2 separate regions of the Homo sapiens genome follow, and region 1 is linked to region 2. Evidence: chromatin loops called from intact Hi-C (ENCODE). Cell type or tissue: Caco-2. All regions are shown on one strand. Each heading gives the region's core, and the rest is flanking DNA. Links, peaks and the distances in the headings are about the cores only. Region 1 overlaps LOC124903356 (a long non-coding RNA gene). Region 2 overlaps FOXN3 (forkhead box N3).

Evidence for each region. Peaks named below come from ENCODE experiments on the same cell type or tissue, not always from the same donor. Only the 100,000 strongest peaks of a DNase experiment are listed, where the experiment ranks them.
Region 1: it touches region 2 in a loop (5-fold over the local background); 4 of 110 quality-filtered maps call a loop at or near these places.

The regions. Positions count from the first base shown.
Region 1 is chr14:89,021,924-89,036,897 of GRCh38, forward strand. LOC124903356 (a long non-coding RNA gene) reads left to right here. Exons shown (of 2, transcript XR_007064297.1): 2 at 3,569-3,886. It overlaps LOC105370615 (a long non-coding RNA gene), which reads left to right and starts at 12,441. Exons shown (of 3, transcript XR_944128.3): 1 at 12,441-14,974. RefSeq lists silencers at 5,297-5,506, 5,527-5,666. In Caco-2, for the core only: a CTCF peak has its summit at 5,518 (motif pointing right); DNase peaks (open chromatin) are centred at 5,476 and 5,930; H3K4me3 peaks cover 991 bases.
Region 2 is chr14:89,228,659-89,243,632 of GRCh38, forward strand. The region is part of intron 4 of FOXN3 (forkhead box N3); the gene reads right to left. Among named protein-coding and RNA genes, the nearest start is that of FOXN3-AS3, 110 kb to the right of the region's middle. In Caco-2, for the core only: no CTCF peak of the experiment used is centred there; no DNase peak of the experiment used is centred there.

The DNA of each region.
Region 1 (14,974 bases), core at 3,587-7,586, 210 kb before region 2:
GTCTCAAACTCCTGAGCTCAAGTGATCTGCCTGCCTTGGCCCCCGACGTGCTGGGATTACAGGTGCGAGCCACCATGCCCAGCTGAATAAATTCTCTGAGGGCAGAAACCACACCTTTGAGCCTTTCACAGAACCAGGTAAACTATTTGTCACAAAGAACAGACTTGATAAAGACACTTTACGACTAATCTCAACCTTTTAGCAAAACTGTCACATGTGACGTGCTATCCGGCCTGTACACCACCACATTTCCTATGTTTGGAGGATGCTGAGCAGGAGAGAATGACACAAACACATTCATGAGAGAAGAAACTGAAACACAGAGCCCAGGGGCCACCCAGATCCCTGGTTTCAGCTGTCCCTGTGTGGCTTTATGGCTTCCACAACACAACAGGAGGGTCTAAATGAGTAAATTGAACATGGTACTGAAAGAAAAGAAACACTGCCATCCCAATATTCTTTTAAAACTTCACGAGAAAGCCATATTCGCCAGCTTAATCAAAGAGACTTTGTCAGTATCTAATGTCACAACACAGATCATCCCACGCAATATTGTCTGTCACTCCCTAATGCAGCTTGAAGAGAGATATTGACAAAGTATGGCATGATGGCATTATTAGATGGCATGCATGCCCCCCGGGGCATGACAAATGCCACACTCAGCTCAGAGAAGCTTCACTGCCAGAAGTCTTCTCACCAGTGATAGTAACATGACAAAGCTTTCATGTTAGGGCATCCTATCTCTCCTTCAACACCCTCCCCACTCCAAATTCTGATCTAGGGCATTGCTCGCTAACATAGAAACCAGAATTTTTCACTGAAGAGAAAAAAAAAAGCAATGATCCATTGTATTTGCGAAACCAGATCTATGTAAATCACTTAGCACAGTCCCTGGTACAAGGACGCTCAATACACATTCACTGTTGTTCAATTATTACTGCTCTTAATGGAGCACTCAGAGTATCCATCTGGGAATCTAAGTTCTCCAGCTGGACAGTGCTTTGGGCTGGGTTTCTTCAGGAAAGGTGAGTGGGGATTTCCTGGTTTTGTTTCCAAGAAATAACCAGGACAGCTGTGGGCCATTTTGTACAAACTGTGCCCCTGTGCGCACAGGTGGAATTAGTTGCTCATGAGAGTCAATAGGCATGTAGGTAGCTCAGGAACTCAAGCAAGGCAGGTGCCAATCAAGATTCATTTCTGAAAAGATTAGATGTCCCTAACTCATCCGGTGCTATTCCAGGTGCTGGGAATACAAATGAACATTGGCTAGGCTCTGCCTCTGAGCAGTCATCTACTTGCAGCGGAGGAGAAGGCAGGAGAGCAAACACCCTTATGTGCCATGTGGTGTGGACCCCTGATGGAGGGACTGGCAGGAGAGATTCCCAAATGGGGTGACGTTCAAATGGATCTACAAGAATTAATAATGCATCAGGCAGACAGAGAGAGAAACACTCTTAAAATCTGTTTCTTTATCTGTAATTTGAGAAATTAAAAACAAACAAACAAAAAACAGCTTTCTCACAGTACGCAGAACCGTTTAATGGCCAAGCCTGTGGACTTTCAACAGGCCTGGGGCTGAGTCTTGCTCAACCACCAAGATCTTGGGAAAATAAAAATAAAAACCACAATAATAATAGCAACAAGCATTTAAGCCAACTTTTCTTTGTCTGCAAAAAAGGGACAAGAATAGCAGAAACTACTTAAAAAAGAAAACACACGTAAAGCATTTGACAGAATGCCAGGCACATGTAACATACTCCTTACATGGGAAACTGTTGTTGCTATCACAGGGAGCTTGTGAGGATCAAATGAGACCTGAGGTGTGAGACTAATCTGTGAAACCAAATCTCTGGGGTTATTACTCCAGGCAGAGGGACTATCTCACGTAAAAGCAGGGAAGTTAAAGGAGTGATGATTGTTTCTTGAAGGGAGAGTCCTTGAGTGTGGTGGGAAGGAAAGGTGCACAATGAAAAGGGGGAGGTATTTGAATTGAATAATCAGACAATTGATTAGAGGCCATAGGTCTTGCCTCAGTTATTCAGTTATATGACCAAACATATGGAACAAGAAAATCACGAGAGAAAGAAATCACTGGGATCATAATTTTGAGTTGAGATTTTTTACATTTTTAAATAATGAAACAGTCACATAATTATAAATAATATTAATACAAACATATATAATAAATATTTGTTAAAATTTTAAGTAACAATATTCATATATCCCCACTCCTAGATTTCACAGATGTCAACACTGCGGTATTTACTTGGGACCTTCAGGTATTTGTTGTTTTTGTTTTTAAGTAATAAAATGTTACAGACACTGCTAAAGCTTCACATTTACCCATTTGTGTGTATCACTCTCCTAGATGTTTGCATACTTTACTACATACATGGGTGATTCCATAAACAAAATACAACCTTTTTCTGAGTGTTCTTAGAATTTTACATAAATAATACTATTCTGTATCATTTTATACCTTGCATATACTTCAGTTAACATGTTTTCAAGATGGATCCATGTTGTTAGACATAGATATTGTTAATTCATCTTAACTGCTCTATCCCCTTTGAGGTTTATACTGTGGCTCAGCAATTCTGCTTCTAGAAGTCTTCCTAGAGGAACCATCAGGTATGTACAGAAGGCAATATGCTCAAAGAAGCTCACTGCAGAACAGTTCACGATAGTGAAAAAAGTGTGGAGAATCTGTTCTGGTCATCTTATTGCCAAGTAATAAACCTCCCAACCTTAGTGGCTTAAATCAACAATAATTGCTTATTCTGCTCATGAATCTTCAATTTGGGCAGAGCTAGGCAGGAACAGCTCATCTCAGTTCCATACGGCATTGGCTGGAGTGTCTGAAAAGCTGGAGGCCAGAATTGCCTGGGGACACACTTGCTCCCATATCTGGGGATCAATGCTGGCTGTTGGCTAGGACCTAAGCTGGGACTGTGGCCAGAGCGCCTACTTCGTGGCTGCTGCATGTGGCTGCTTGGCTTCCTCACAGCATGGCGGCTGGGTTCCAGGAGCAAGTGTCCCAAGACAGCAAGGCAGATGCACATGGCATTTTTATGATCTCATCATCACTTCTGCCACAATCAACTGATCACAAAAGTTCACTGAAGTTCAAGGGGAGAGGATACAAAGAAGTCAGCCCAGACCCACCCAGGTTCAAGGGATGTCACAGTTACACTTTAAGAAGAGCATATGGAATGTGATGTATTGTGGTGGCCACTCTTGGAAAATACAATCTGCCACACAACCTAACCGTTCACGCTATGGGACACATAAATACACAAAATTTTGGTGTCTTTGCTTTTGCTGTTTTAAAAGCTGTAAAAAGATGGGCATCTTTTCTCAAAACATAAGCATATTTCCATGCGGAATAAAAAGAATGAAGTGTTTAGGAGGTGATAACAGGGACTTTATACTGGTCTCTATATATCTTTGTATGATGAAATGTTATTACTTCTAGGCACAGAGAACATCTTCCTCCCTTAGAGTACTCTCAGGAACAGTCACAAAAGAGAGTTACTTTTTAAGTTCCTTTTTTCTTTCTCTTGAACAGTATGAAGAAAATCTCCTAGTTCTACAAATTGAGGACTATGATACAACGGTTGCAAAAATGGTGTCTCCTTGAGGGTGCATCTTTGTTCTCTCTGCACTCCAGAAAACCTGGAGAGAGGCTCTGGGTGTCTTGTCTTCATCAGCAGCATAGCGGCTAAAGGGGTCTCTGGAGCCTGGATGGTTGGGTGTGACTCCTGGCTTTGCCACTGGCTCTCTGTGCTTACTTAACTTCCCTGTGTTTCAATTTCCTTATATGGACAACGAGTCTAATGTTACCACATGCAATATTTTTGTAAACACTAAATTTGTTCATCTTGAATTCTGCTTAGACTTGATGAGTGCTTTAAAAGTCATCCGCTGTTATTAGTAATTACAAGAGAGCTGATTCAGAAAGTTGGAAGTAACTTGCACCAGATTAAGTGGATTTAATCATGAACACTATCCCCATGGGCAATCCCAGAATCCTCCCAGCCCGCAGGATAATTAAAGTCAGGCTCTCGATGGAAACCTCTCCTGCCTGTCTTCCTCCGTGTGAGAGAGTTGAAATTGTCAAGATGGGAGGCTGCAGGAAGGGGACGTGCGTCACAGACAGGCGGCAGGAACCCTCCTGCGTTCCTATTTTACAGACAGGGATGCAGCCTGGAGCTCCTGCCTGGGCGTGGCGGCCACAGGGCGCAGTGGGAAGTCCCATGCTCTGGTTAGATGTGAGTTCTCTTCCCAAATCCCCAGCCTTCCCCGACTCCGCTCAATAAAAGCTCCTTGGCCTGGCGCGATGGCTCACGCCTGTAATCCCAGCACTTTGAGAGGCCAGGTGGGTCACGGGGTTAGGGGTTCAAGACCAGCCTGCCCAAGATGGTGAAACCCCGTCTCTACTAAAAATACAAAAATTAGCCGGGCCTGGTGGTGCGCACCTGTAATCCCAGCTACTCGGGAGGCTGAAGCGGGAGAATCGCTTGAACCTGGGAGGCGGGGGTTGCAGTGAGCCGAGATCGCGCCACTGCACTCCAGCCTCGGCGACAGAATAAGACTCCGTCTCAAAAAATAAAAATAAATAAATAAATAAGCTCGCCTCGGAGAAGGCTGGGGGTGGAGAAGCAACAGAGACCCGAAGGCTGTGTCTCAACCATCGGCGATGGGCTTGAGAGATAGACTTGTGTTCCCGTCTGTTACTTATTAATCGGTGACCTTGGCAAATTACTCAGTCTCTTCTGCCTCATTTTACTCCTCTCTAAATTGTCAAATGCTCATAAGGTTCTTTTCCGAGGGGGTCAGCGCAGTGCCTGACCCAGGGTGAGCCTCAGCGAGCAAGAGCCCACGATGGGGTTGGCGGAGAGGCGCGTCCTCGAGGTAACAGGGATGCTGAGAGGTGGCTGAATTCTTCCTTCTTTCAGCGCCCCTGACCTCCCGGCACGGCGCTGGGGAACTCACGGGTCTGGAGCGTGTCCGTGCTGGGCCCCCGGAGATGATTTCTGGAATCGCGACCCGGGGACCTGAGGCCACTCTGGGACCTGCGAGGCAGTTGTTGCCCAAAGACAAGGCCTGGGTACAGGAGCTCGGGAAGCTCTCTGCTGCCCGTCTCCGTTATCCACGTTCGTCTGGGCACCCTCCTCGGGTGCTGCCCATTATTCCTCCCGCACCTGCCGGATCCAAGAGTAGACGCAGAACCCGGACCTCGGAATGGGACGATGCGACGGGCGGGGAAGGCCTGGCCCGGCCGAGGTGCCCTCGGCCCCGCCCTCCACCGAGGGCAGGGAGGCACTGCCTCCGCTCCGTCCACTCGTAACTGGTGACGCTGGCAGCCCCGCCGGGGGGCGGGGGGAGTGCAAGAAAATCCTGAGGTGTGTCGGGGGACCTGGACCAGATGCCCTCCTGCACCGCCCTAGCTCCGGGGAAGTCGCTCTCCGGCTCCGCGGCGCGGGACCCGCCAGCGGGCAGAGGCGCGGCGCTTTGATGTCGCGCGGCCACACGGTGGCGCTGCCGCACCGCCCGCTGGCGGAGACTGGGGGCCAGGGGTGCCCGGGGTGGGGTGGAGCCGGGACGCGCGCACTCCCCAGCCACGCCCGGGGCTCATCCTGGAACCCGGGCGCCCGCAGGGTCGCGAGGCCAAGTGTAGGTCATTCCCCTCCCCGCGGGACCCGTGCCTGGTGGACGCATCGCCGACGCGGACCCTGAACGCTCACATGAGATCCTTAGGGAAACTGAGGCCGAAGAATTGGGAATCTGCATTTAGTCCACTCTCCTGTCCGTAAGAAGAAAGGGGCGCGACTAAGGGGAAGGGAAGGAGCCACAGGGATTCATTCCCAGCCGGTCCCAGTAGCCGCCACAACACCCGGCAGGTCCGAGTTAATCCGTTCTGCAAGCTAGGAAATGAGGCTCGGTATTGGCGGAGGCCACACTGTTGAGAGGCGGTGTTCAACCCCAGGGCTGTGTGTCCCAGCTCTGCAAACTCGGTCACAGCCTCTATCTCCGTGGCATTCACAGTCCTTACCGGTTTTTGACAGTGACCTACAGTGAGATGTCTGTTTACGTCCCTGTCCGCGCGCGCGCGCACACACACACACACACACACACACACACACACACACCTATATAGAACTGAAAACGACACTTAACCTTAATTAGTGTGATGCACTCTGTTTTCTTTTTTGATTCTGTACTGTGTCTTTTCTACCTTTCAGTGCTGGGTGCTAAAATAATCTCACTACTCACTAGTGGGTCCCTAGTCAGTTTGACAAACAACTTCATAGGTGCTGGCTGGGCTCTTCTAGCCATGGAAGTCAACGGAAAGTTGTCCATGTAAGAGGACACAGTCAAGACCAGATAAAGATGGGGAAGACGGTGATTCCCCACGGATAGCCTGGGCATGTGCTGAAGAGCAGATTCTGACTCAGTGGGCCTGACGCTGGCATTTCTAACAAGCTCCTGGTGATTCCGACCACTCCATGCTGAGAGTGACCAAGTCCCCATCACGTGTGTTATCATGAAAGCAATTCTGAGACCAAATTCTGTCATACATACAATAGCTATTAATAAGCAGACACAAAAACTAGATTCAGCCTGTTCTTGTAGTTCTGAGGCAGAGTGCTCCAAATCTACTCCTCCCTTCCACCACCACCACCACCACCACCCTAACCCCTGCTCTTTCATGTCATGGTGATAGAATCTAAGGCGGATGCTGTTGAGCCACCTTCTTCCTCCCAGGGTGGATCTCTAGTGAAGTTTGAGTCAATGGGATGTGAACAGAAGGGATATATGCAAATCCCAGGTGATCTTCTGGGAGATAGCCTAGCTTAGTCGACTTAAAAGACAACTTAAAACTTGTACTTCAACTTAAAATGTAAGCTCCTGAGTTTCGTGAGTGCTCCTGAGTTTCCTTCTTTTCCCTTCCAGCAAGTAGGAAAATGCTCACAGTTCAGCTCTGACCCTGCAGACAAGGGCAACAACCCTGCAGACAAGAGGTCACAATTCAGCTCTGACCCTGCAGACTAGGGCAACAAGCTGGAAGGAACCTGGATCCCTGAATCATTGCATGGAGCAGAGCTGCTCCATCAACCAGGATCTCTCACCTAGAGATGCTTATTTAAGAGAGAAACAAACCATCTTCTTTAAACTTCTGTATTATACAGTACTTGGTTGGGGAACTTGTGCTTTTGTTACAGCGCATATTCTCATTTAGGTTCATCTGAAGCAAATGCAACAATATTCTGATAGCAGAATCAACTAACGGGTATCTGATCAGGTAACAGAATCCTCTGTTGAGTGTGTTGTGGGGAGGACCCTGGGGGAAGAGGAGAGAATAGGACCACAGTTGTAAACCTAGGGCACTAGATTCCCATGCTACTTTCTTGCAAGCATGGAGATATCTCTGTGTGTATCTTTCTAGCCACTACCCATTAGCACCACCCATTTCACCATCAACAACAACAAAAAAATCTTTTTCGTAGTTCTTAATGAACAAACCCTCTGGGGAAGACTTGGAAAGCAATTTTTGAAGCCTGGGTCTTCCTATGTTTACTAATTGCTCCACCTTGCTGCCCTGTGTATCACTTAAAGTTAACTTACATACATATATACCACCTATATCTATACTGTTTAAAAGTAAATGTAGACAATATTTTACCTTGTATTTTCCCAGAGTATTATTATAGCCTAAGTGGCTATTGACCTCCAAGCTCATTATTTCCTTTATTACTTTAAAGGAATTTGGCTTGAGCCCCATTGAACATGGGATAGAAACCCTGCTCCATCTCCAAAAGTCCTCAGTGGTGGGACCTTCCTTGATTCTTATCACCCCAGACCCCCATTTCTTACTTCTCCTGACTTCTCTGGCTCCACTTTGCATCTCATGCTTCATGATTGTTCCCTCTTTCTGACCCATATCAACACAGAAGGGAAGGTACATCTGGTGAGGATTGGTGGGCAGTGGACTGGGAGTGGGGTTACACTGCAGTGCAGTGCCGCTGATCATTTTTAAATTTCACAGTGGACGTCCGTATCTTCAGAGCCCTTCAGCCTTCCTCACTTCAGGCTATTTATTAGTTATGTGCCTGCACCTTAGCTGGCCTCTGTCTCTTTAGGCTCGTGTGTCTTGTGGTTCTCTCCCTTCACCATCCCACCTGCTCTCTGCTCCCTGGCCCCTCATCCAGACAAAAAGTCACGTGCACAAAATTGAATTGCAAACCAATTTGTAAAAAAAATTCTGTCATCCACTGCCCTGCTCCCTCATTCTGTGCTTTGTTCCAGAGCCCGTCTTTTTCATAGCACCTGTGCTGTCAGAGAGTTCTGCTTAACACCAACAAACACCCAAACACACAAATACACACAAAAAGTCTCTTCCTGCCTGGCCAGATCACACCTAACTTCTTTCCCCTCCCCAACTACATGCAAGGCTGATTCAGGGATCCCTTTACTTAAATCTCTGCAACAGCTCTTCACTGGCTTCTGTGCATCACCATTGCCACGGTGACCGCCAGGCCATTGGTGACCTGGCCATGCTCCCTCCCTTCCAGCCTCATATCTGACTGTGTACCCACACACCTCCTGTGCCACTCATCCCAGCCACGTCACACTCTCCAAACGGGCCCAGCTCAGCTTTCTCAGCTTCATTCCTTTGCACATTTACTCTCCTTGCTGTGTTCACCTGGAGTGTCTCTCCCTGAACTCTGCCCAGCAGCTGTTGTCTCAACCACTGCTGGGAAGCCCTCCTTGACTTCTCAGGCTGGGTGAAGGACTCCTCTAACCCCTCTGCCTGTCTATCCTGGCACATAAAACTGATTTCAGGAATTTTAGCTTTCCTTGTCTCTCCCCTCCAACAGATGGAACGCTTTAGGGGCAGGACTACATGCCCTGCTGTTATTTATCCTATAGATGAGCGCATAGGAGGCAGGCCTTCAGTGCATGCTTATTAACTGAATGTGAGAGTGTATAAGACCTGTCGCTGACTGAATGTACAATACCTGTCGAGGTAAAAATCAGACTGGAGGACAGTCTGGAAGGGGTGAAGCAAAGGAAGGGGGGTGCCTGGGAGGCAACTTTAGGGCTGCCAGGGGAGAGGGAAGTCTGGGCAGCAGGTTCATAATCAATCAAGACACTCATTGGCTCCAAGCCTTTAGTTTTCTTCCCACCAGTGGGCCAGACCGCTGTCCTCTTCTTGCTCTCTCTCTGGGACAGGTCTCTGCATCTCCTTCCCATTTTGCCTCCCAGTGGCTCTGCCTGCCTTCCCTGGGATGGGCAGAACAGCAGCAGGAGCACTGAGGTAGGTTTGTCCTAAGCCTCCATTTCTGGGAAGGGGCCACTAACATCTCTGATGACCATGGAGGGGGGTCCTCTTAGCAGAGGGGAAAGGCATTCCTTGATTCTGAATGTCTGTTGAGAGACATTACTTTCCCGACCCTCTTCCAAACACACCCACCCCAAGAAGAGTATGTGCTTTCTGGACGGAGGGGCTATATCAGCGAGGATGGGCTCAGTCACATCTCAGGAATGAGATACTGTAAAGCAACAATGATGTGTTGTTCCTGACTCCCAAGACGTCCATTTTGCATGGGCAGAAAGGCTCTAATCATTGCAGTTACTTCAAGAACTGGCTTGAACCACCTCAAGCCAGTTCTTTTTTTCTTTTTTCTTTTTTTTTTTTTGTTGTTGTTTTTGTTTGTTTTTATTATTATTATTGAGACCGAGTCTCTGTCTGTCGCCCAGGCTGGAGTGCAGTGGCGCAGTCTCAGCTCACTGCAACTTCTGCCTCCCAGGTTCGAGCGATTCTCCTGCCTCAGCCTGCTGGGTAGCAGGGACTACAGGCGCCTGCCATCACGCCACCTGGCTAATTTTTGTATTTTATTTTATTTTTATTTTTATTAATTTTGAGATGGAGTCTCGCTCTGTCGCCCAGGCTGGAGTGCAGTGGCGCAATCTCTGCTTACTGCAAGCTCTGCCTCCTGGGTTCACGCCATTCTCCTGCCTCAGCCTCAGGAGTAGCTGGGACTGCAGGCACCCGCCACCATGCCCAGCTAGTTTTTTTTTTGTTTTTTTTTTTTTTTTGTATTTTTAGTAGAGACAGGGTTTCACCATGTTGCCCAGGCTGGCCTTGAATTCCTGACCTCAAGTGATCTGCCCTCTGCCTGTCTTGGCCTCCCAAAGTGCTGGGATTACAGGAGTGACCCATCAAGCCCAGCCAGCCAGTTCTTGAAAGAGCCTGGGATGGTCCCACACTGACAGTTAAATGCTGTGTCCCGGAAGGACTCACTTCACTTCTACTCTATCATTGGTCAGAACCAGTCACATGCCCCACCCATCACGTGCGGACCAGGAAGTGCAACCCTACCACAAGGTGGGGGACTAGAAATCCTCGGGACACAGCACTGATGACTACCGTAGGGGGTGAGGAAAGGAAAGTCTAAAAGACAAAAAGGGGAAATGGAGGCTTTTAGACATTAGGAGAATCTGGTCGCCCTTGAGGCACAATGGCTTGGACTTTTGGCTGGCCTTAGAGCAACGCAAATGCTGGCCTGCGTCAGGCTTAGAGTATGGAGGAGGGTGGATGCTCACTGGGCCCCCAGAGTGCATTTCCCCATCCCCAGTGACTTGCTTCTGGCCCTGCCCAAACCCAAGCCAGACTTTCAGGACCTCATTGTTTCCTAGAATGTATCTCTAGTAAATACAACTGGCATTGACCTCCCTTCCATTTCAGCATATTTAACATGATGTTCTCCGATCATTTTGTGTTGATACAGCCTCTTCTTCCTGATGGCAAGTCCTTAAGTTCAGAGTCAATCTCAAGGCTTTCTCTGTATTCCCCAACGCATGGGGCTGGGCATTCACCCAACATGTACTGGGTCCTTATGCACTCCACCCTGGGAAGATAAAAACCAACACACACAAAAATTAACGCAAAAGGAAGGTTTAAGGATGGGAAAGATGTGATGCCTACTTCAGCCTATCAAGGTGCCCAATAAATGCTTAAATTGAGTCAAATCATCCTTGGATACACAAAACCACATTGTCAATTTCCTGTATGACAATGTCATCATCTCTGTTTGAGTGAAGGCTTCACAGAGGTGAATCTGTCCATTATCCTGTATCTCTGCACTGGCCAATAGAGAGGCTTCTAGTTACATCTCTGTTGAGCGTTTGAAATGTGGCAAGACCAAGGAACTGAATTTTTAACTGAATTGCACTTACTGCTGTAAGTGCAAAGTAGATATCAGATGTCAAAGACTCATGAGAAAAAAAGAATGTAAAGTATCCGATTAGTATTTTTCTCTTGAGTATATTTTTAAGTGATGTTATATTTCTACTGAGCAGTTCAGCTCTAGAAAGCCCAGGGCAGGATTTGGGTAAGATCAGCTGCTTTCAGATTTTCATTTACAAAGCTTCGAATTATAACATTTGATCAAACCCGACTTTGGAAAAGTTATCATAAAGATGGCATTTGAAGTTTGGGGCATTTAATTTTTGGTTCTCTTTATTCTCCTTTCTGCTTTTCTCCCAAAGCTATGACTACAAAGAAAACTAAAAGCATCTCATTTATTCCACAAACTGATCTCCACGTCTTAACTAAATAGCAATTGCTGGGCTGTATTTTATACACACACACACACACACACACACACACACACACACACACGTTCCTACAGGGACCAACATTTTCCCATGTGTAAAGTGACATGCCTGATTGCTAGATTAAGCAACGGAAATTAATTATTACAGTAATTACTCGGCCACTAAATATTTGAATGCTAGACTTGACATAGCCGTCTCGGGAGCCACCTTCAGCTTCCTGAATGTGTTAGTATTGACAAGGCAGCTCATGCGAATGTATTTTTAAAACGCCTTCTTTTGCTGCGTCTTGCCACTGTGAGCCAGGTGTGTTTGTTTTGGTCAGTGGGTAGGACTGTACACCCTACGTCACAGGAAAATAGACGGCTGGCTTCTGGCACCCATCTCTCCAGGCCTGAAATCAAATGCCTGAAAATTGGAATCTGTCGTCTTCAGGGAGGCCACACAGTAGGGTGTTGACACATGTAGTGTGCAAACACTTGCTGGGCAATTTCAGAAACCAAAAAGTGACTGCTAGAATGGGCTCATATCCAAGCCACCCTCCCTGAGGGAAGGAATCTGTATCATCTGGAAATTCTAAAGCTAAGGAAGCCACACCAAGGTGTTTATGGGCAGTCCCATCCATTCCTTCTAAGCCATTGCTTTTTGTTTTCTCTTTTCATCATATCCTGGGTACACAGGCTTCCCCAGGGGACATTGCGTGCCTTCTTCTCTAAGGCAAGGTGGGGAAGAGATTTATTTTAGTCACGTATCCAGGTCAAGACCAAAGATTTTCAAAAAGCAGCTCTACACATTGGGCCTTGTCTAGCAAGAAAACAAGAAGTCCTTACCGCTTGTCACTCACCTCTGCATTTCTTTCTGTTCTGGGACTCTACCTTCATTCAGGAGCTATGTGATGGTGAACGTAGCTGAAGCTGGCTCAGATGGTTCAAGGAGCGGATTTACAGGATAAAAAACATTTCTGCCACTTTTTGCATCTTGGGGTAGGGTTTGAGTTTGATGGCACGGGGGCATCTTCACAACTTTTTGCACTTTTTTTCCATAAGTCCCCAGTTCCACCACCATTTTAGGACATCTGGGGTTGTCAGGTAATTCTCTCTGACACATTCCCATTGTTCCTGCTTTAAAACTGTCAGGTCAACTCAGAAAATTATCAAGCCACATGTCGGAGAGTATTAAAGGCAGTGGCTTCACTAAAAGCCAAAAGAGAAGCTCCAATGTACCCAGACGTCTGGCCTAACTCGAGTTTTCATTCTGTAGCTCAAGGCCAGAACTACTTTGACCTTCTCCAAAACAATGCATCTTCCAAGCAAAGACACAAGCCTAAATATTATAAATTTATCCCAAACAACTCCCATTCCTCTTGAAAAGCATCACTGTCTATTAATAAAGAGAAATTAATAATTATAACAATAACATTTGATATTTTATTTTCAGTATATTATTAAGCATTTTAGAATATTATTTTATTCCATCCTTATGTATTAATTCAAATATATTTATATGGTCTTGACCAGTCCCTCCCTCGTGGAGCTCTCATTCCATCCTATAACAATGGAAATCTTCAAGGCAGATGTGCCCAAGCCACATCCCCTCCACCTTCCTCTGACCTCAGCTGTTGCCAGGATGGACACCTCCCCATCTCCAGTGCCCTTGAATTTCAGGACGGAGGAAGGGGCTTCATCCCCAAAGTAGGTGCAGCCTGGAGGAGCAAGGAGTTTGCATCAAAGGATGGGGATGGGCAGTGGGAGAGAATGTCAAGCCTTTCACCCTTCAGATGGACAATTCCCAGGCACGTTCCTCGCAATTTCTCCAAGGCCCCCCGACAGGACAGGCTCACTTGGCTGGCAGGGCTTCATAGCCCCTGCTCTGTGGGCCTCTCCTCCTTGTCTGTTTCACTCTCACCACCGCTTCCCTCCTGCTCCCTGGATCACCTCCCGAATAAACTGCCTGCACTCACATCCTTCTCAGGCTTTTCTCTAGAGGGACTCAACCTCCCATTTTACAGATGCAGACTTTGTGGCAAAATGCCTTGAAATCGTAAGCAGCAGATCCAGGACTCACACCAGGTGTGTGTGACCCCAGAGTCCAAGGACCCAGCACTGATGTGATGCTGTCTCCTGCTGTCAAATGTTTTAGGGCTGTCCCAGTGGCACTCAGATTTATACTGATTACCTGAAGTGGTACTTTTCAAGACAGCCCCACTCCATCGCCGGGTAGGTCTAACGATTAGAAAGTTCTGATTGGCATTCAGCTCATATCTACATCCATGAAGCTTCATGTATTTTTCCTTCATCAGCAAACACCTATTCATTGTTGTCTAGAAGCTGGACACTGTGCTAGGCATGGGGGCACAGCTCTAATGAGGAAGATATGGTCCCTTTGTTGACAGAGCTGCCCGTCTGGGACTGTTGAGCACCGTGCAGGGTGGGAGCTGCAGGCTGCTGTGGGGACATGGAGTAGGGCACCTCTCTCAGCCACACTGTCCTTCTCAGTAACCTAGAATAGGATTCTCCATGTCCGCATGAGTCCTGCAGGCAGTGGCTGCAGATATCATGTCCCCGTTCTCTGTTCTTCACGTCCATCAGCCAACCTTTGAATGGACCTTGATAGCATAATGGAACCCATATCTCCTGGTGTGATCAAATGAGAAACCAATGCAGAGTGCATTCCCTTACCCAGAGAAGAGATCCAGACCTCGGCAGGGAGTCTGGGAAACCATGGATGAATCCTTGAACCTGTCCTCAAGGTTAGTCTTTGGAAGACCCCACGGGGCTTTTCCCCAATGCTGAGTAATTCAAGCCCTGATCCCTAACCCTCCCACCAAAAATATTGGCAGCACAGGCCTAAGACGCCTGAATAGGTCCTAGGGAGTGAAAACAATATTACGTTCCTTTTTCCCTTGTGTTGCAACTGATACAGAAGGTAGTAATTTACATGACCAATTAGTGGGTAGTAGGCTTTGGAGTCTGCCTTATTTAAAAAAATAGGCTTGTGAAACTGCTAGACTTGTCTGCTTTCTTAAATTTCAGATGGTCCCACAGCAAAGCAACATATTGTTTGGCAATTAGGTTGCTGCGGCAGGCTAGAATGGCTCAAAAGCAGCCACAAAAGCACAGAAATGTGAACTATTTTTAAATGGCTTTCCCAGCAACATGAATGTATGCTCAAAGTTTGACTTCCTTCCCTCTGATCTATTAAGTTCTCATGTGGATTTTTCTTTTTGAAATATTTTTGGAAATGGGATTCTAGACATGTGTCCCTGGAAGTCTTGGAAAGGCAAACCTCAGATTCCCGGGAAATGACACTGTGACCTTCAACTGCCCTTGCTGTATCCATGGTCAACCCCCTC
Region 2 (14,974 bases), core at 6,950-10,949:
AAAAGCTGTAGTTTGTAGAAACCATGTGAGTTTTAGAAAGGACATGTTTAGGAAGATGGGCTCAGTTCATTTCCTGACAGAGGACTTGTTCAGAACGAATATAACACCTGGAATAAACTGATTTCCTAATCCAAATGTCCTTTGGAGTGATATATTAGAAAGAAAACAAACAAATAAAAAACTGTAGATTTAAGTCCTTGTTCTATTACTTCCTAGCTGTGTACTTGGGAGGAAGTTACCTTATTTCTCTGATTCTGTGTTTTCTTAACCATAAAATGGGTTGTTGCTTCCCCTCCCGCCTCTTTCCAAAGCATGCTGGCTGTAAAAACGGGCTGTTTTGAGGACCAGATAAAATAATAGTCATGAGAGAGCCTTGCACAACACCAGGCCTCGTAATAAGCAATCAGAACAACCAATACAGCCCTGACAAATGGGGTTTATTCCACTGCCCCAGAGAGGGAGAAGGGAACAGAGGAGTTGAGGATGGCTGCTCTCCAGCACTCGTGTCTAGGGAAAAAGAGGTCTGAGTGGTAGCTGCAGGGACTAAAATAGATAAGAGTGTCACCCATGACAAAATTCGTCACATTGATTGCCGGGCCAATACCAAACACAATTCAGACTTAGTCAAAGATTTTGTTGTACAAAAGAACTAGAGAAACAAACATAACCCTAAAACAAACAATCAAAATATCCTATTGCACAAAAGTATTTATTAAGCTCTTGCCACTCTGACCACGGGATTAAAGTAGCTCAGCAGCGAGAACACTCTTCTATCTTGGTGGCTGTGGGATCACATGAGGGACAGAAAAGAACAACAAAGTTTGCCAAAAGACAGTTGGGATCCATCTTCACCCAAGTACACACTGTAATGACACCCTAGTTGCAGAAGTTAGATGAGTTGTGAGAATCAACGTGTTGCTGTTTGGGCAGGAACCAAATGCTACTGACCCTTCCCTAGCAGAAAATACACTTCCGATGGTGTTTCTTTAGTAGGCATGTGTCTCCCCAGCCAATCCTCTGCCAGGCTTGGAGTGCAAGTCCGTGTGCAGTGCTGGGTACAGGTGGTAAGATGCAGTAGGTTGTCCCTCTGGTGACACTCGCTGAGGCCAATAAGAGATAAAAGGAGGTAGGGCAACACTCAAAAGAGCAAAAAAGAGCTATAGTACAGCCACCGACCAAACCGAAGGATGTCCACAAGACCTGGGCCAGCCCTGCAGGTACAGGCAGAGGAGAACAGCTCAGGATGGCAGAAGTCCCTGGCTCCATGGCCCAGAATCCAAACAAAGCAGTGAATGGCCCCACTGGCCTCTTACCCTTGAAGCTCTGCAGTGAGAGACAGGGTACAACACCACTGATCAATGGACTTCAGAAAAAGGTAAGGCCCTCAATGCCATGAATTCACTAGTCCAAAACCAAAGGGTCATGGAAACCAATGCTCTTCCAATATGGTATCTCCATAGGAAACCAGGGAGGAAGGTATATCCCACCATGCTATCATGTGATTTGCTTATATGTCTGTGAACCCAAGAACACTGTAAATCCCTCTATGGAGGGATAACACACACCCTTTTCATTTCTTTCATTTCTATATCCCAGGGATCTAACTCATTGGCAGGTACAGAGCACTCAGAAAACGTCTGCTGAATGGACAATCCCTCTTACTTCACTCTGTTTCTTTTCCCACATTCTCATCACCTCCACCATCCTCTGCTGAGCATCTGCTCTGATGAAAGCCAGGCTGTGTGAAATGGAATTCCAGCTAAAGCACTCGTGTGCCCCTGGGCAAGTCACTTCATCTCTGTGGGGATCATTTTCTCCCAATGGGTTATTGCTATTATCTCCCTGCTAGGGTGTATGGGATTAAGTATACATAAAGGGCTTAGACTTGTGCCTAGCACTAAGTAGGCACATCTAAGTGCTAGCTACTATTATTATTTTGACAACTTGCTTTTTATTTATCATATTTATTGTTTCTTGTCTATCTCACGCAGAGTTCCACAAGGGCAAAGATTTGTGTCTGTTTCCTTCACTGATGAATCCCAAGTATCAAGAACTGCACTACGCACACGACAGGCGCCACACACTCTTTATTAAATAAATAGATAAACAAACATTCTTGGATAGTAGAGGTCACATCTGCTTTAAATTCTGTAACCCTCCTTACAGTGTTCAGCCTTGTTTCTCAATGGAGATGAAGGTTTTCATTTTTCTGTTGAAAAAATAGCTTTCATTTATAAAGTACTTCTTCTATTTTCTCATTTGAGCCTCGCAGCAACCCTGTGATAAATCCCCCATGGCGTCTACTGGAGTAGCACATAGCCACTAGCTCTGCGGGAACATCAGGACTTGAGGTTGATGATAATGATAACATCCCACCCATCTCACCTGTGACAGGCCATTTATTACTTGATGAGGAGAAGCATGCCTGCCTAATTTTTTTGCATTGACTTACCTGGGGTGATTTTGTTGTTGTTCTACTGAACATAAAAGATGATGTGTTTTTATTTTCCTTATCCCAAACTGCTCTTTTAAAATATACTCTTTTCTTTCTAATGAAAAAAAAAAGTATCTGTTCGCCAAGGAAAACTTCAGCAAAAGCAGTAAGAGTATAAAGAAAATCAAAATTACCCATATCCCATATAATGTTAGAACTTGCTTTGTAGGAAATACTTGCAACAAACAATTCCTGTTTGGCCAAGAGAGACACTAGCTGGCCTGTTGGCCACACAGCATTCTGGGAGTCAAGAGCCGGCCCAGCCTCAGGAGAGGAGAGGGCTGCCAGGAGCTAACAAGCCAGGTGATCCAAGAGGGAGGGTGGCTGAGACTGAAAAAGAATGCAGGGGTCTCGGTCCACTATGGAGGGAAGGGCAGAGTAGGGATATGATCTGATTTGCCAGGCAGTATGACAGAGGAGTGTGGTTCTGTTGCCTGGACTTCTGTTACAGCGGGATGTGGGCACCAGCAGCTATTCAGAAGGTCTCAGCCAGGGCCCTAAGGGACAGACACAGAACCTTCGCATCTGGAGAAAAAGGAGGGGACGCAATGGTACAGCCGCTCCATGCAATACTGTGCTCCAAATCGGACCTGCCTACCTTGCGGTGCCTCTATGCTGGGGCACAAGGCAGACATGCCCATGGTTCAATCCTTCCAAGACCAAGCAGATGGAAGCAGGTGGTGGCGGGGAACACACGGGTAATTAATCTCTAGGTCTGCTCAAAGCGATTGGCTGGGAGCATGGCAGGGCAGCAAATTATGGCCACTGAGATGACATTTGCAAGAGCTGGGAGAGGCTCCAATGGTGCCAGCAGCCACTGCTTCAGGGACAGGTAAGCTCAGTGTTGCGGGAAGGCGTGGAGCTAAGCCCCAAGAATACTATCTGCCTTCAGGGTGTCACGTTTCCTAACCGAAACTGGGCCAAGACTGGAAAAAGCCACAGGAGCTGCCTCATGGCGGATGTAGAACTCACTGATTTATTGGACTTTTCCACATCTAGGCCTGCCCCAAGATTCTGACCTGCTAGTAACCTGGGCAGAACCCAGAAGGTTCCTATAAGTCAGACTCCAAAGGCCAGTTCTTTCAAACTGCTCATCTGTAGGAGGATACATGTGTCTGAAACTTATTTAATATTCTACAAACACAAACCGTTCGCCTATACATAGTTCATTCTGCAGATAGTGTTACTGATGACCAATAGACCCCGAGTGCTTTAATCAATGAAATTACTGCCTCGGCTATTACAGGAGACTATGAACTGTTGCAATCTTCTATCCACATTTCAATCGATGTAAACCAGGGCAAGAAAAAACAGGACCCTTAATTATATAACCGGGAAGGATTATATAACAAAGGTCCTGATGCAGCTTTAACTGTCTCCGTGCCTACGCGGGCTGAAAGAGCACACGTTTTCAGAGGGAACATGAGCAGCCCAGAGTTGTGCAAACCATTTTTCAATATTGGTTTAACTAATCCCACTTACTCACCATCGACAAGTCCTCTGCTCTTCTAACCTTGTTTTTCCACAGCCCTGGATGGAGCAACCCCATTTCAGGGTGATAGTTTGTTAAAGTGACAGCGCGCCAGCCTTACGAGACATAATTTGAGGAAAGCTGGCGAGAGCGTCAATTTCTCTGAGAGGCTGGTCTCAGCTATCCAGCACGGCAATGATAATTTCATAATGCTGCTAAAGCCACTTCTGCCATTTCAAAATGGCAGGACACTGATCACTTGTGACAGGAAGCATTTGCACTGAGAGATACTTGAAAGCCACACAGCATTTCTTTGTTGGAGGAACCCAAGAAACAGTCATAGTAACAACAAAAAATAACCACCTCCCCTCCTTCCTTTCAGCCTGTGCTGCCGAGCAAAATGATCCCTCTCCATGTGTCCTTTATGTCTTACTGATAGAAATTACATTCGAGGGCATCCGACACAAAGGACACTTGTGCAAGCAATGTACCTTGTATGTGACATTTCTTCTGAACCCTTAGGAGAGATATTGATTTAAAGCTACCAAGATGCTGTATATGCAATGCTGCGACCATCATGAACCTACCCGGCATCCCACTCTTGTGATTTAAAGCAAGCCTGGAAAGCTGAAATCTAACTGAAATAACATTAGTTGCTCTACTTCACCCTGCAGGAGGAGGACAGGAAAGTCAGAAAAAGGCAAAAAGTGGTAACTTGGTGGTGTCTGAGGTCACATAATGGCTGCTGATTTTGTAAATTCTATACTCTGTAATACCTAGGTGTGATGAGTCCATGAATGAAGAAGCTAGGAGCTGGAATTTCCCATCCACTGGGTAGAAAATTATTTTTCAGTGACACATAGTAAAACTAAGTATCTATGAATTTTTAAATCATATAAACTTGATCATTCTTTCAAATCCCTTTCCTGAAGGTCAACAGTTCCCTTTTTTTCTTTTTCTTTTTTATGATCTGTCATCCCCCTCCACTCCCAGTAAACACAGTCTAATGGTTTAACTTAAAATTCTGTGCCCAAGAAAATTTTCAGAAGTGAGAACCACAGAATCTGGAGTCTCTAGAAATCTCAGTGATCTGGATGTGAGATTCAAGTTCCAAGTTCAAGTTCTGATTCTGCTACTAGCAGAGTGACCTCGGGTAGGTCCCAAGATACTCCCTGGGATAGTTTATCATCTGTCAAGAGGAGGAGTTGGAGTAAATGAACTCAAGGCCTTTGGCCTAAACCCCATGACGCCAGTCTAGGTCCCTATTTTCTAAAGGGAACCATGTCACAATTGGCTGTACAGGTAGTCCCTGAAGGAATCAGAAAGAGCCTGTGCCTGTTCACTCCATCCTCCCCTCACCAGGTCACTCTGTCCCTCGTGTAGATCCCAGAGACGTCAACCTACATACAGGATAGAAAGCCACAGTGCCCCTCGGATCATCAGATTCTCCCCAAAGACCACTTAATAGCCATTGGTTGACTTCAACAGGCACATCTAAACTGCTCTGAAAGACTAAGGAGAACCCAACGAAATTCCTCTAGTACAGGGGTATTTCGTGTACTACGTGTATTAGTTCTAGGGCCACTGCAACAAAGTGCCACAAACTGAGTTCTTCAAAACAACAGAACTTTAATGACCATAGTTCTGGAGGCTAGAAGTCCAAAATCAAGGCATTGGCAGGGCCACCATGCTTGCTTGGAAGCCTGCAGAGGAGACTCCTTCCCTGCCTCCTCTTAAGCCTTGGCGTTCCAAGGCTTGTGGCTGCATCGCTCTACTCTCTGCCTCTGCTGTTGTACGGTTTGAATCTGAGTCTCCACCCAAATCTCATGTTGAATTGAAACCCCAGTGTTGGAGGCGGGGCCTGGTGGGAGGTGACTGGATTAATTAGGGGGGCAGATCCCTCATGAATGGTTGAACACCATCCCCTTGGTGCTGTCCTTGTGACAGTAAGTGAATTCTCATGATATCTGGTTGTTTAAAAGTATGTGGCATCCTCTCTCTCTCTCTCTCTCTCTCTGCCCCCCTCCCTCCCCCACTCCCCTGCTTTTGCCATGCAACACATATACTCCTGCTTCACCTTCCACCATGAGTAAAGGAGAAGATCTTTATTTTTCAAGGGTTGGACAGGTGTGAGCTGGTAAGGAAAGTGGAGTTCTCTCCCCAGTCGAGCCCTACACACCCCTGCATTGTGCTTACCCTGAACATGCTTATGTTTTCCTGTCTTGGCCCACCTAGCCCTCGTTGCCAGCAGGGCTGCCCCATCCCCAGCTGTTGAAGTCTTACTCACTCTATGAGTGCCCGCTCAAATTTGCCCTTCTTGCAACCTCCCTAATTCCCGCAGCAAGAAATGAAGTCACCTGCCTCTGACCTTTCCTGGCTTTTGTCTGCTCCCTGATGATACTCGTAACTTTATGCCTTGAACTATGGTCACTTCTGCCCACTCTCTGGCAACTGCCCCCTGAGAGCGTGGGCTATTTCTTATTTAATCCTTATGCCCATAGGAGGTGACTGTAAGTATGTGCTAAAGTAAACCTGCAGGAAGAGAAGAACAGAATGGAGAGTAATGCCTGATGTTTTGAAAACATCACCATGGAGAGGGCCCTTTGGAACCAGGGGCTGTTAGAACCTTGTGGCTTACTGATTCCCTCACTGTCTCTTTGTGACCTCCTTCCCCATGCCATGTTGCTTTGAAATCAAAAGAAAGCCCAGAAGATAAGCTAACCACACAAAGTAAAGTATAGGAGTGTGCCTGTGTGAGGGGCTTCTGCCAACCCCAATCAGCACCAGCGGCTCTTGGAAACCATCAGCCGTTGTGACCCTGGAGGTTTCCAAAAAAGAGGATGACACCTGAACGCCCAGCAGGTCTTTGGAACTGTGAAATGCTTCATCTGTGGGGTCCTGGCAATCATGGCAGTAAGCATGTCTTCTCCAAAGGATGTCCACATCCTGATCTCCAGCACATGTGACTATGTTAGATTTCATGGCACAGGGGAATTAAGGTTGCAGCTCGAATTAAGATAGGGACATTATCCTGGATTAGATAGTCCAGGTGGGCCCAGTGTAATCACAAAGGTCCTCACAAGTGAAAGAGGGAGGTCAGAGTGATTTCATGTGAGAAGAACCTGACCCGCTGTGGTTGTCTGTGAAGATGGAGGATGGGGCCACAAGTCGAGGAATGCAGGCAGCCTCTAGAAGCTGCAATAGGAAAGAAAGCGGCTTCTCTCCTATTTTAGCCCCCCAAGACTGATTTTGGAGTTCTGATCTCCAGAACTGTAAGATTATAAATTTGTGTTGTTTGAAGCCACTAGGTTTGGGGTGATTTGTTATAGCAGCAGATGGAGAAACTGAAGCCCAGGCAGGTTAAGGAGTGTTTGGCCTGAGGTCACACAACTAAGGAGTGGCAGAGCTGGCGCTCATGGCTGGGTCTATGGCTCCAAGTCAAGCAAGCTTTGCTCTATGAAAAATACATTCCTTTCTTGGATGTAGTCACTAGGCCCCTGGCTCTCAGCTAAGGAGAAGCACATCTCCCTAGAGGCCCAACCTATCAAAAGTCTGGTCAGGGTCACAAGAGCGACTGGAAGCCAGAAGGAGCCTTTGAGAGTAGCATGCAGGCCGGGCACGGTGGCTCATGCCTGTAATCCCAGCACTTTGGGAGGCCGAGGCGGGTGGATCACGAGGTCAGGAGATCGAGACCATCCTGGCTAACACAGTGAAACCCCATCTCTACTAAAAATACAAAAAATTAGCCGGGTGTAGAGGCAGGCACCTGTAGTCCCAGCTACTCGGGAGGCTGAGGCAGGAGAATGGGGTGAACCCGGGAGGCGGAGCTTGCAGTGAGCCGAGATCACGCCACTGCACTCCAGCCTGGGCAACAGAGCGAGACTCTGTCTCAAAAAAATAAAAAGAAAGTAGCACGCAGCCAGCACCTCCTCTACCACTGAGGACTCTGGAGCTTTAGAGAGGGCCAGCATCTTGGCAAGGGGCTATGGGAGCTAACAGTAAGCCAGAAGGGGGTTTCTGCTCATTTGTTCCCAATTTGCACATGCTGATTAGAAGCTGAGCCTTTCATTGTCCTGATAGGGAGGCCTAATGCCCTCTCCCCAAAGATTAAAAATGCTCTAGCTGTGGGGACACTTAAAGCCTCTAGTTTTCTGGCCTGGAGGCCTCAGTTCCAAGCCTTTAAGAAGTTCTACCCTTTGATGAATTCCATCTTCTGCCCACCAAGCATTGCATCCTGATGCCAGGAGCTGACCTGGAGAAATTCCAGCCACATGTACCCCACCACTTATCAGCTCTTTTAGCCCAGAAAGAGATTCTCACTGGTCTTCTAAGAACCTCTCTCTTCCATCAGTCACCACCATCTGTCTACATACAACAGAAGACAAATTCCCCCTGGACCTAAGTTTCAGGCCCCCCTCTGACACATGATCATTTGGCAAACAACCAAAATCAGCAACTGAGAGCATGTGGCAGGGCAATACTGAATATATACAAAGCTGTCATCATTTCAGGGAAAAAAAAACAAATATCCAACTAGAAAGTGAGCAAAAGACATAAATAGACATTTTGCAGAAGAAGATTTGCAGATGGCAAATATGCACATGGAGATACCCCTTCAACATTATTATCCATTTGGGAAATTCATATTAAAACCACAATGAGATATCATTAAATACCTTCAGAATGGCTATGAAAAAATAGTGACAACACCAAATGCTGGCAAGGATGCAGAGAAATGGGATCACTCACCCACGGCTCATGAGAATGTAAAATGGTACAGATACTCTGGAAAATAGTTTAGCGGTTTGTTAAAAAACTAAACATGCAATCAACTTATGAACTAGTGATTGTATTCCGAAGCATTTATCATCGTAAATGATAGAAATGTTCTGTATCTTGACTATATCAATGTCAATAAGCTGGTTGTGATATTGCACTACTGTTTTGCAAGATGTTACCGCTGGGAGAAACTGCATAATGGGTACACAGGCTCTGCCTGTATCATTTCTTACATGTGAATCTAGGATCATCTCAAAGCAAAGGCTTAACCGGAAAACAAAAACTGACCACCCCTCCCCCTAATTTTTCTTCTCACATTGAGAAGTACAGTAAAGTACTAGAAAGGATTAATAAAGTAGTACCTCAGCCATGCTTGATCTTTACTCTGCTGCATAATTCTTTGTAGCACTCATAGCTGTATGATACTACATTGCATTATATTATATGACATCACATCTATCTATCTGTCCACGCTGTGTCTTGTTTCTCCCATAGAGCTGTGTGCTGTACGATGGCAGAGATGTCTTAGTTCACACTCTAGCACATTATGGGCACCAAAAAAAGTTGTTGGATGAATATGGGGAAGTCAGTAATGTTGCTCCAGCCTTTTAAGTCAGTGTATTTCCAACTACCTAAGTTCTCTTAAATCCGATCTCCTCTAAGGAGTTGCTCTTCAGCACCCTCTACCTTTAAAGGAGGAAACTTTAGTCTTTAGTCTTTTCCAAATTCCCATCCTTGTATACTCACAGCACCAGAACGAAGCCCAACACTGGGAATCCCCGCAGGTGAGTTGTGGTCTAGGTTGCTGGAACCTCCCCTTGAGGCACTGCGGCTTCAGGCAACATCAATGGTAACTGTGTTTACCCGGTCCCTACAGCACAAACATGCCTCCCAATCCCACTCTGTTTCTTGACTGGATCAAACTGATGTACCGCAATTTAATTTGCACACAGATACCAGGGACATCTGGAACAAATCTGATCTTCAAATTATGTTTTCCAAGTCTGTTTCAGCTGCCATTATCACGGAGGAGGACTTAAATGTAAAATAAGAACTTCACTTGCCACTGGCTTCTAACTTCTTACCATATTCCTCACAATTACAGTGCTGGTAATGGAGGAGTGTTCGGCAGCCTACGGGACACACACTCAATGCCACTAGCCACACAGTGGCTTAAGGGGTCACTTGGGAAGTCCCTACAGTTACATAGAGAACTGCAGAATATTTTATTTTTTATCTAGTTCATTTAGAGGTATGTCCTAAGCAACTAGTACATATTGGATACTCAAAAAATGGTTGTGAGTTTAACGAATTAGCCAAAATACTGGGTGCCTTTCAGTTAGTGTATAGTGGGATTTTTGAGCTTAAAACCTCATAATGAATATCAATAACAATGCATTTACTCAACTACATCAAGAGTGTGAGTGAAATGTATCCATTTCTAAATGGTTTTGGGGTAGATTATAAACTACAATTCTTGCTATTGGAAGAATTCTAGCTTACCACCCTTGCCGCCACGGAAATGACAAACAGACAACATAATTGCAGACTGCCAGTAATTAACATTCACCCAGCTATAGCACACATGAACATTTAAAATGAACAATTATATACTAAAAAAGAGACTGCGAATGATCAACCAGGGGGAAAAGGCAGAAATCTATGAATGAGATAGTGTTAAACAGTTAGATGTAATTCACTCCGCCCCCCTCTTCCCTCAGAGCTTTTTCAGCAAGGAGCAGAGAGTGTTTCCTGTCAAGCCAGCGGAACCACAAGAGCTGAATTGGTATCTCCAAGCAGGCAATTTTCCTAGTTGTAAATAACCAGCAGTTTTGTGGGAATCAATTAGGAGGTTCCCATCTCTTCTTTGGAAGTCTTATTTCAGCCATCCATCTTCCTTTGTTAATTTCGTAAGCGGGGTTTAAGAGATCCAGAGAGAAAGATCTATTTTCTGTCCCTCAGATTTCTTGGAGGGGGGAGGAGCGGTTTTTACATCTTTCCCATTTAGAATTCAAGTAGAGTACTTTCAAGTCACTCTCCCTTTTCAAGGCCAGGAAACTGCATGGGATTTATGTACTATGTCTAGCAACAGAGGTGCAAGGCCTGAAAGAAAATTATAGAGTCACAAGGCAAATGAAATAGACATAGGTGCAAAGAAGCTTTTATTGCAAAGATGCAGATGGCCTGCACACCAAATTGCATCCTTTGGAGCGGGTTCCTGAAGTCAAAGTCCAATATAACATGGTTGCCGCATTAACCAATTGTTCAGTCTTAGCCCATGCCTCTACTGTCAATCGTTTTATTTATGGTGATGATAATAACAGTCATATCAATGATACTAATATTAGAAGCTACCAATTATTGAAAACCAATCATGTGCTAGCTACTTTAAATATATGGTTCTTCTATTGCTCACAACCACCTTGCAACACCAGTCTTATGATCCTATTTTCTAAATGAGGAGACTGAGACCCAGAGAAGGTCACATGACCCATGAATTCTGGAGCCAAGAGGGTCTGCACCCAAGTTTATGTCTGGAAGACCAGTGGTTGTAAAGACAATCTTGTCCCACAAGGCCATGCTCTCCCTCTTGTTCATCCAGCAGTGACTGGTCAAAGCTCCACTCTGTGTGGAGCAGACACATCCCTTTACTAAGTATCAAAAAGATAAGTACAGAATGAGCCTTGCTGAAAACTTGCCATGGCCACACCTCAAAAACATGGAGAAGGGCCTTTTACTGGGTACCCAGACTTCTCGATGGACACACGATGGGTCTCAGCAAACCTCCAATCAGATCACTTTCCCCAGAACTGACCAGCACTTGGATCATTATCTCTTTGGAAAATATGATGTAACAAGAAAAAGCAATTCAATAGGAAAAAAAAAAAATGAGCATGGGGCATGAACAGAAACTACACAGAAAAAGAAATACAAATGGACTTCCTTTCCAGTTAAGGAAATAAATAACAACAGAATATCACTTTTAACCAATAGTGAAGACATGTGTGCAAAGATACATGCAGGAGTATTCACTGCAACACTGTTTGTATAATGCCCACTACCAGTGGTGGCTTGAATACATCTGGTACAACCATACAGTGAAATACTCTGACATCAATAACAAGGATGAATAAATCTGTATGCACTGATACAGAGAAAGCTACATGATAAAAAAAAGTCAGGATAATGCACATGGCCTGTGCCCATCTGTGTAAACATCCACACACATCCAGGGCTGTGTAAAGGCATCAGCTGTCAAATGATACAGAGGAAACTGGTCATCGTGGTTACCTCCGGGGAGGAGGTTAGGAAGCTGTACTTCCTTGACAAGAGAATGCCGTACTTTTCACTATATATCTTTTGGTATAATGTTTTTTATTACTATTTTTTTAAACAACATACTAAAAAGAAAAGGAGAAAGGGCCTGAGTGGAGCAGTAACCTGCCTGGGGTCCCACGAATGGCCCAGGGGTAGGGCCGGGCCTGGCTCCCAGGACTCCCAGCCCAGGGTTCTTTCCACTGCAGCAGCATGTGTATAGACAGTTTGATTTTATTCCCTCTACGCCTCACTCAATACTTGCCACCCACAATAATCACTCTTGGAAAAACTGCACCCACTTCCCAGTGATTTTATTAGTTAGCAGTGACTCTGACAAGCCTCCATTTTCCAATTAGCGCTACCCCCCATATCACTGACACTGGCATCCTCTGAGTGACATGTAGTGGCTGAGCCAGACACTCCCTAACCAAAGTGACACAACGGCATTGCTCTTCGATGGCCTATGGCTCCAAGTGCAACCCAAACGTTTAGACCGATTTTAGATTTCTGTATAGATAGCTCATGCCAAGCTTAAGTTCACACGAATGTTCACAAATATTACTTGGCCTGTAAATTATTCCCAGCAAATTTTCCATTTCAGGCCAACTTCTACTCAGCCACTTCCCTATTAACTATCTACTGCTCTCTGTGCATGCTCATGAGGTGGCCACCGTGAGCTTGTGAAAATTCAACCCAAAGCCACCATGGTGGCTGAATGAGACAGACACACGTGGGTTCTGCATTTTGGGCTCAGCCAGCATCAGTGACCCAGCTTCCTCCTTTCTGGCTGTGTGACATCAGGTGATACACTTACCTTCCAATCTCAGTTTCCTCCTATGTAAAGCGGAGTGCCTCAGGAAAGAACCAGAAAGCCTGCTGGTTCTGTGGAAACAGTAACTGGAGTTGTTCATACCAATGATTCCTTTTCTCCCACTAGGCAACAGACAGTTGATTATAAATAGTTTTTTGGGATTCTCTTCAGAATCCCACGCTCCTGCCCTCAGTGTCAAGGCTCTGGGATACAGCACGTGGAACCCTGGAGAAGCATGAGAAGTTGCCACTGGAGGCTAGATAAGAATCTGGAGTCTCTGTCTCTCTCAAGAAAACAGAAAATGGGGCTCTGTTTGGGGTGTCTATCCCACTCGCAATGGGGGGCCTCTTCCCCTCGGAGCTCTGCCTCTCCCCACCCATGGAGAAAGCCCCTGGCTACCACGTTTTTTCTCCATGCTGCTGCTCCCCCGGACAAGGCGTCAGGACCAGGTAGGTCACATGCTTTCAGTGACTCCATTCACAGAACTTCTGTTGCTCCTGGGAAGTGGGCACTGGAACTGAAAGACAGCCAGGCCACCTGAGCTATTCTCTTCCATGGAGGATATTTGGCTTGAATGCCACAAGGTGACCACTGATCATCCTGCACATGGCATTAGAGAAAACAAAGAGAACACAGAAAGTGACAGAGAGAAGGTACGAGTGGTGCCCGCGTTCCTGGCAGCCTTCCAGGTTCCAGTCTTGATGACCGCCAGCTATTATACATGCTTGGCCTTGGGGTCCTGAGAGACCCACAGTACTTCCTCCAATAGATTCCCTGCCCTCATATATATATATATGCATTTCTTCCTAAACTTGTTGCTTTCTGTTACTTGCAACCAAAAGAAGCCTAAAATATTCTGATTCCTATCTGTATAAATCTCCATCAGTATTTGAGAATGGCCTGAAGGTGGCACTTTCCATTCTGAGACAAAGAATTACTATAAAAATGCTGAATTTGTGGCATTACCTTTATTTTGCCTGATTGCATTACTCAAACAGAAAGAGCTATGAATAATAATAATAATAACGATACCACTAAAGTAAAATATTTGACACTCACAAGATTAAAAGCTGAATACAGTAATCTTCTCATAATCATCACGGGATATGCAGCACTTAATCAACAATTACACTGGGAAAATGCCCGCGACTTAATGCTTAAGTACCGGGAAAAGGCAAAGGAGAAAAGTAGGAAATCAATGCAAGGGGAGCAAGAAGTGTATCCAATCTAAATACTGCATGTATTATGATAACAGAGTTCTACATTTTCCTATCAAGGCTATGCAGAAAAATAATAAAAACAATCCAAGAATACACACCCCAAACCAAAACACTCTCGTGAAAGAGCTATTTTTAAAAATCACTTAGAATATTCATCTGATGGTGACACAGTCCATTAATCGGGGTGCTTATTTTTTCTTAACAGCTTTATTAAGGTGTAATTTACACATTCTTTATGCCCAAGTTTCTTCCCCGAGTCCTGCCCCCTGATGGGAGACGGAAGTGGAATGGCCCATGCAGGAAGCCAGAGCCTGGTGGAATAAGAGGCAGCAGTGTGGCCGACGCAGGGAGGAGAGAAGACAGACCCTCCCTCCCAGGAGGGGGCTCCTATCCCCAAAGGGCCTGCCAAGTGATTGTTAGGAAGTAGGTAGGTATATTCATATCTAGAACATGTAAATTTTTTTAAAAAAAGCAAAGCCTACTTGCCAGATCAAAATATTTCATGACCCAGAGCAAGTAACTCAGCAACCTTGGGAAATAAGCAAGCATTTACAACAGCCCACAATCTCTTTTGGCTGTCAGATCTTTACAACATGAGTTTTATTTTTAATGTTCTTTTTAAAGAGCTAATTCTTCATTCAGGATGCGCCTGCCCGATGCAAGCAGCACAAACACCCGCATTGTATTATAAATAGCCTCTTTTAAGGAGGGCTGGGTGGATAGCAACATTTTTTAACCTAGATACAGTTGTGACAACCCGTGACCTCCACACATCAGCCTTATTGTGTTATTTTATGAAGAATGTATCCTTGATGACTGCAATGATAGCCAATGAGGCCACAGTATGACTTCATGAACACATAATAATGCTGCCCTTTCAT